Regions from separate parts of the Homo sapiens genome. Here all the other regions are linked to region 3. A link is an interaction called in ENCODE POLR2A ChIA-PET data of the cell type or tissue named here. Cell type or tissue: Caco-2. All regions are shown on one strand. Region 1 overlaps TLE2 (TLE family member 2, transcriptional corepressor). Region 2 overlaps DPP9 (dipeptidyl peptidase 9). Region 3 has its middle 14 kb from the start of TNFAIP8L1.

Region 1 (2,500 bases), 1.6 Mb after region 3:
TTAACTGGTCACAGGTGGCCGGGGCTCCTAGGACAGACCCTCTAGCTGGTCTGGAACACTCAAGGTTTCTTTGTGGGTCCTCGGTTGAACGAACATTTATTAAGTGCTTGTTTACCATGCGCCACACCACAACCTAGACTCCCTGTGTATTTGTGCCACCCACTGACTGTCCCATATCACCTTTGACCACATTGTCCTGCCTTTTTCCTAAATCAGAGGCCGAGCACCATGGCTCACTCCTGTAATCCCAGTGCTTTGGGAGGCCAAGGCGGGAGGATCACTTGAAACCAGGAGTTTGAGGCCAGCCTGGGCAACATAGCAAGACCTCATCTCTACAAAATAATAACAGAGAAAATTACTTTAAAAAATGCATCAGAGGCTGGGCCCGGTGGCTCATGCCTGTAATCCCAGCATTTTGGGAGGCCGAGGTGGGAGGATCATTTGAAGTCAGGAGTTTGAGACCAGCCTGAGCAACATGGTGAAAGCCCATCTCTACTAAAAATACAAAAAAATTAGCCAGGCGTGGTGGCCTGCACCTGTAATCCCAGCTCCTTGGGAGGCTGAGGCAGGAGAATCACTTGAACCCCGGAAGCAGAGTTTGCAGTGAGTCCAGATCACGCTACTGCCCTCCAGCCTGGGTGACAGAGCGAGACTCCATCTCAAAAAAGAAACAAACGCATCAGGCTGGGCATGGTGGCTCACGCCTGTAATTCTAGCACTTCGGGAGGCCGAGGCGGGCAGATCACTTGAGGTTAGGAGTTCAAAACCAGCCTGGCCAACATGGTGAAACCCTGTCTCTATTAAAAATACAAAAAACTTAGCCAGGCATGGTGGCGCATGCCTGTAATCCCAGCTACTCGGGAGGTTGAGGCAAGAGAATCGCTTGAACCCAGGAGGCAGAGGTTGCAGTGAGCTGAGATCGGGCCACTGCACTCCAGCCTGGGCGACACGGCGAGACTCCCTCTCAAAAAACAAAACAAAAAATAAAAAACACATCAGAGGGTGCCAGGCAGGACAAAGGCGTCTCCCTGCCCTCCCAGGTGCGGGTGCGGGGGCGTGGTGCCCAGGGCTGGGTCATGCCCCGGCTTTCTCTCCAGGGCCTACTCCTTCCACGTGTCTGCGGACGGGCAGATGCAGCCGGTTCCCTTCCCCTCGGATGCACTGGTAGGCGCGGGCATCCCGCGGCACGCCCGGCAGCTGCACACGCTGGCCCATGGCGAGGTGGTCTGCGCGGTCACCATCAGCGGCTCCACACAGCATGTGTACACGGGCGGCAAGGGCTGTGTGAAGGTGTGGGACGTGGGCCAGCCTGGGGCCAAGACGCCCGTGGCCCAGCTCGACTGCCTGGTGAGGGCGGGGTGGGACAGTGGGCGGGACTCACAGGTGAGGGGTGGGGCTTATGTTCCAATGGGGCGGTGTTCGCAGGCTGGCCGTGGGTGGGGCTACAGGTGAAGGGCGGGGCTTATAGGTGAGGGGCGGAGCTCGTAGTCGCATGGGACAAGGCTTGCAGGCCAAAGGGGTGGGGCTCTGGCCAATCTGAATTGGACTTGCAAGACAATCAGGACAGGGTTTGCAGGCCAACCATGGGTGGGGCTTATAGGTAAAGGATGGAGCTTATAGTCAGATGGGGCAGTGTTTGCAGGTCAAAGGGGCGGGGCTCACCAGCCAATCAGGGTAGGGCTTGCAGGCTAATCAGGATGAGGCTACATTGGGCTCCAGAGACCCCCACGTTGAGCTAGGCTCCTAGAGACCTCACCTGGGACCAACCCCCAGCCCCTGCTTCTCTCCCCGACCCCAGAACCGAGACAACTACATTCGTTCCTGCAAGTTGCTGCCGGATGGCCGGAGTCTGATCGTGGGCGGTGAGGCCAGCACCTTGTCCATTTGGGACCTGGCGGCGCCCACCCCCCGTATCAAGGCCGAGCTGACTTCCTCAGCCCCAGCCTGCTACGCCCTGGCCGTCAGCCCCGACGCCAAGGTTTGCTTCTCCTGCTGCAGCGATGGCAACATTGTGGTCTGGGACCTGCAGAATCAGACTATGGTCAGGTGGGTGGCAGGTGCGCTGGGACCTTGGGCAAGCCCCCGGCCGCTCTCGGTGCAGGGGGAGTGGAGGAGTGTGACCTGGGACGATGCTGGGGCAGCTCGAATTCCAGGATGGACGCCTGGGCCCTTCTCCCTCCAGGCAGTTCCAGGGCCACACGGACGGCGCCAGCTGCATTGATATTTCCGATTACGGCACTCGGCTCTGGACAGGGGGCCTGGACAACACGGTGCGCTGCTGGGACCTGCGGGAGGGCCGCCAGCTGCAGCAGCATGACTTCAGCTCCCAGGTGCTGTTCGGTTCTGGCAGGAGGGGGATGGAAGCTCTAGGAATACAGCATCCCTTCCTCTCCTTGTGAGGTGCCCACTTCCAGAGGCAGGACAGGACAGGACTCCCATCTGCTGTGGTGTCCATCTTTCTTGTCCCCCAGACACATCCACAGGCTTCCCCTGTAACTCT
Region 2 (2,500 bases), 50 kb before region 3:
CCTGGCCCGGCCAGCCACCGTCCCCAGCACCCAAGCATGCAATTGCCTGTCCCCCCCGGCCAGCCTCCCCAACTTGATGTTTGTGTTTTGTTTGGGGGGATATTTTTCATAATTATTTAAAAGACAGGCCGGGCGCGGTGGCTCACGTCTGTAATCCCAGCACTTTGGGAGGCTGAGGCGGGCGGATCACCTGAGGTTGGGAGTTCAAGACCAGCCTGGCCAACATGGGGAAACCCCGTCTCTACTAAAAATACAAAAAATTAGCCGGGTGTGGTGGCGCGTGCCTATAATCCCAGCTACTCGGGAGGCTGAGGCAGGAGAATCGCTTGAACCCGGGAGGTGGAGGTTGCGGTGAGCCAAGATCGCACCATTGCACTCCAGCCTGGGCAACAAGAGCGAAACTCTGTCTCAAAATAAATAAAAAATAAAAGACAGAAAGCAAGGGGTGCCTAAATCTAGACTTGGGGTCCACACCGGGCAGCGGGGTTGCAACCCAGCACCTGGTAGGCTCCATTTCTTCCCAAGCCCGAGCAGAGGGTCATGCGGGCCCCACAGGAGAAGCGGCCAGGGCCCGCGGGGGGCACCACCTGTGGACAGCCCTCCTGTCCCCAAGCTTTCAGGCAGGCACTGAAACGCACCGAACTTCCACGCTCTGCTGGTCAGTGGCGGCTGTCCCCTCCCCAGCCCAGCCGCCCAGCCACATGTGTCTGCCTGACCCGTACACACCAGGGGTTCCGGGGTTGGGAGCTGAACCATCCCCACCTCAGGGTTATATTTCCCTCTCCCCTTCCCTCCCCGCCAAGAGCTCTGCCAGGGGCGGGCAAAAAAAAAAGTAAAAAGAAAAGAAAAAAAAAAAAAAGAAACAAACCACCTCTACATATTATGGAAAGAAAATATTTTTGTCGATTCTTATTCTTTTATAATTATGCGTGGAAGAAGTAGACACATTAAACGATTCCAGTTGGAAACATGTCACCTGCCTGAGGTTCCTTCTAAGTCCTGGGGCTCCTGAGTGGGAGGGGCTTCCGGGGGGCAACAGACAAGACATGGCAGAAGGGCACTGCCATCTGTGGGGACTCCTGGGGTGCTGGGGCTGCCTGGGCACCATGCCCTGATCAGACTGACCCACAGAGGATGGCCCCAGCCACCTGATGAGGGTAGTCCTGTCCTCGCTGGTCTAGGAAGGTCTACCGGTCTCCAGGGACTCAGCTCTGGCTGTCGTGTGTGGCCTGGACTGGCCCCCCGGGCTCCCCAGAGCCTCAGCACAACCCAAATTACAGCATCCTCCATGCTGGATCCTCCCCCAGCCAACACCTCCTTTTCTACCTGAGACTCTGCACCCTGAGGACCACGACAGGCCAAGGCCCTCCTCACATCGTCCCAGCAGCCAAGACACCCAGCAGACCCTGTTTGCAACGTGCGGGGCATGTGGGCTCCATTTCTAACAGCAGGGATGGACTGCCCTGCTTATCCACTTGCTCCATCCTTTGGAAATTTCCACTTTTTTTAAAAAAAAAAAAAGGGGGGGGGGGGCTTAAAAAAACATACGAGGCCGGGCGTGGTGGCTCACACCTGTAATCCCAGCACTTTTGGATGCCAAGATGGGTGGATTGCATCAGTCCAGGAGTTGGAGACCAGCCTGGGCAACATGGTGTGAAACCCTGGCTCTACAAAAACAAAAATTAGCTGGGTGTAGTGGCGCATGCCTGCAGTCCCAGCTACTCAGGAGGTTGAGGCTGGAGGATCACTTTAGTCTCGGGAGGTCGAGGCTGCAGTGAGCTGTGATCATGCCACTGCACTCCAGCCTGGGTGACAGAGTAAGACCCTAGTCTCCAAAACAACAACAACAACATCAAAAAGGAAGTATAAAAAAGAAAAAAATTCCAGTACAAAATGATATTTAGGGGACTCAGGCACAGTGGCCTCCACCTGTAATCGCAGCTAATCAGGAGGCCAAGGCGAGAGGTTGGCTTGAGCCCAGGCATTTGAGATCAGCCTCAAAAAAAAAAAGGCCATGTGTGGTGGCTCACGCCTGTAATCGCAATACTTTGGGAGGCTGAGGCCAGCAGATCACTTGAACCCAGGAGTTTGAGACCAGCCTGGGCGATATGGTGAAACCCCATCTCGACTAAAAATTGAAGAATTAGCCCAGCGCAATGGTGCACGCCTGTAGTCCCAGCTACTCAGGAGGCTGCAGTGGGAGGATCACTTGAGCCCTGGAGGAGGAGGAGGTTGCAGTGAGCTGAGGAGGTTTCTCCAGCCTGGGCAACAGAGTGAGACCCTGTCTCACACAGACACACACACACACAAAAAGGAGGCCAGGCACAGTGGCTCACACCTATAATGCCAGCACTTTGGGAGGCCAAGGTGGGTGAATCATTTGAGCACAGGAGTTTGAGACTAGCCACAGCAACATGGCATAAACCCCATCACTACAAAAAAATAATAATAATAATAGCTGGGTGAGTGTTGCATGCCTTGTAATCCCAGCTACTTGGGA
Region 3 (2,500 bases):
AGTGCCAGCTACTCGGGAGGCTGAGGCAGGAGAATGGCGTGAACCCGGGAGGCGGAGCTTGCAGTGAGCCGAGATCGCACCACTGCACTCCATCCTGGGCGACAGATTGAGACTCCGTCTCAAAAAAAAAAAAAATGGAAGAAGGGGAGCTTCCACAGTTACCGGTTGTAGCTTAATCCTAGAAAGCACTTGGGCATTAAATAGTCAGGTAAACCACGCACACATCCAATGTTCCAGTGATTCCATTTCTAGTCATAGTTCTTAGAGAAATACTTTGCCAAGTGCATAAAGAGAGAGGAAAAGACTTTTCATAGTAGCACCTTTTGTAATATTAAAAACCAGGAATAGAGCGGGGTGCAGTGGTAGTCCCAGCTAGTTGGGAGGCCGAGGCAGGAGGATCACTTGAGGCCAGGAGTTCGAGGCTGTGGTGTGCCATGATTGTGTTTGTGAATAGCCACTGCACTCCAGCCTGGGCAGCATAGGAAGACTGCATCTCTAAAACCAAAACCAAAACCAGGAATTAACCTAAAAGTTCATTGACAGAGTGGGGCACAGTGCCTCACACCTGTAATCCCAGCACTTTGGGAGGCCGAGGCAGGTGGATCACTTGAGGTCAGGAGTTGGAGACCAGCCTGGCCAATGTGGAGGAACCCCACCTCTACTAAAAATACAAAAAAATTAGTCAGGAGTGGTGGCGTGTACCTGTAATCCCAGCTACTCAGGAGGCTGAGGCGGGAGAATCACTTGAACCCGGGAGTCGGAGGTCGCGGTGAGCCGAGATTGCACCATTGCACTCCAGCCTGGGCAACACGAATGAAACTCCATCTCAAAATAAATCCATAAATAAATAAAATAAATATTTAAAAAATTAATAAAATAAAATATTGAGTGAAAAGAGCAAATTGCAGGATGATATGTACCTTATGAGAATATTAAGATTTATTTTTAGTGTGCAAAATTACACTAGTCACGTTCATGGATGGGTGAGAGTTTATACACATAAGAATGTAGAAAAATGCGTGACTGGAGGAGGTCAAAGGCCACTGTACCTTGACTTCCAGTATTTCCATTCTTACTTACAAAACAAAACAGGCCTGAAGCAAACATGAGAAGGGTTAAGCACCGCTGGTCCTGTGTGGAGGAAACACAGGTGCTTGCTATATTTGTCTTTGCACTTGTCTTTCCTTTTTACTTTCCTCAAAATTAGAAAAAAAAAATGTTTATAACAAAGAAAGTTATGGAGGATTTAAATAGGTGGAGAGGAAGCAGGAGTGTGTTCCAGCAGAGGGACCAGCTTCAGCAAAGGCTTGGGGGCAGCAGTGAGCACGGCCTTTGGGAGATAAGAAAACCTATTGCAGAGGCTGGGCATGTTGGCTCATGCCTGTCATCCTAGCACTTTGGGAGGCCAAGGTGGGAGGAACGCCTGAGATCAGGAGTTCAAGACCAGCCTGGCCAACATGGTGAAACCCATCTCTACTTAAAATACAAAACTTAGCCAGGCGTGGTGGCATGCACCTGTAATCCCAGCTACTACTCAGGAGGCTGCGGCAGGAGAATCACTTGAGCCTGGGAGGCGGAGGTTGCAGTGAGCCGAAATCACACCACTGCACTGCAGCCTGGGCGACAGAGTGAGACGCTGCCTCAAAAAAAAAAAAAAAAAAAAAAAGGAAAAAACAAAACCTACAGCAATTGTTCTATGTCCTGAGGGCACACTTGAATCCTTTTCCCAGCCCCCAGCTCTAGACCGATTCATTCATAATCTCCAGTGGAGGGGAGGGATGGAAGGTGTTGGTTGGAATTTGAAACTCCCTGGGTGATTGTAAGCACCAGGGCAGGACTAGGAGCCATGAGATACACGGTCTAGTGCAGTAGCCACTTAAAACATGTTTGCTGAGTGGTGACTGAATAATGCAGGGAGAGTGAAAATGAAGGCTACAGGGACAGGCTGGCAGGGGCCAGCCTGTAGTTGGGACTTGGGAGGGGTTAGGCAGTCCAGATCCAGTTCCCTTAACTGTGCTTAACAAATTACAAATATTAGCCTAAGAGAATTCCGGGTGATAAAAAATGTTCTAAAGAAAATACAAGCGCTGGGTGCGGTGGCTCACGCCTGGAATCCCAGCACTTTGGGAGGCCGAAGTGGGTGGATCACCTGAGGTTGGGAGTTCGAGACCACCCTGACCCACACGGAGAAACCCCATCTCTGCTAAAAATACAAAATTAGCCAGGTGTGGTGGCACATGCCTGTAATCCCAGCTACTCGGGAGGCTGAGGCAGGAGAATGGCTTGAATCCGGGAGGCGGAGCTTGCAGTGAACCGGAGATCATGCCATTGCACTCCAGCCTGGGAAACAAAAGCGAAACTCCGTCTCAAAAAAAAAAAAAAAGAAAATACAAGCACCAGGTATGGTGGTGTGCTAGCTACGTTCCAGCTACGGGGGAAGCTGAGGCAAGAGGATTGCTTGAGTCCAGGAGTTCAAGGCTGTAGTGAGCTGTGATCATGC

Evidence for each region. Peaks named below come from ENCODE experiments on the same cell type or tissue, not always from the same donor. Only the 100,000 strongest peaks of a DNase experiment are listed, where the experiment ranks them.
Region 1: POLR2A ChIA-PET joins it to region 3 with 9 read pairs; 1 of 35 experiments calls an interaction of 5 or more read pairs at or near these places.
Region 2: POLR2A ChIA-PET joins it to region 3 with 5 read pairs; 5 of 35 experiments call an interaction of 5 or more read pairs at or near these places.

Annotation. Positions count from the first base shown.
Region 1 is chr19:3,005,267-3,007,766 of GRCh38, reverse strand. TLE2 (TLE family member 2, transcriptional corepressor) reads left to right here. Exons shown (of 20, transcript NM_003260.5): 15 at 1,098-1,347; 16 at 1,799-2,046; 17 at 2,183-2,330. Among named protein-coding and RNA genes, the nearest start is that of TLE2, 23 kb to the left of the region's middle. RefSeq lists a silencer at 412-609 and an enhancer at 718-1,652. In Caco-2, no CTCF peak of the experiment used is centred here; a DNase peak (open chromatin) is centred at 1,496.
Region 2 is chr19:4,673,699-4,676,198 of GRCh38, reverse strand. DPP9 (dipeptidyl peptidase 9) reads left to right here. Exons shown (of 22, transcript NM_139159.5): 22 at 1-972. Among named protein-coding and RNA genes, the nearest start is that of DPP9-AS1, 4.3 kb to the left of the region's middle. RefSeq lists an enhancer at 1-228. In Caco-2, no CTCF peak of the experiment used is centred here; no DNase peak of the experiment used is centred here.
Region 3 is chr19:4,623,778-4,626,277 of GRCh38, reverse strand. No RefSeq gene overlaps it. Among named protein-coding and RNA genes, the nearest start is that of TNFAIP8L1, 14 kb to the left of the region's middle. In Caco-2, no CTCF peak of the experiment used is centred here; a DNase peak (open chromatin) is centred at 1,337.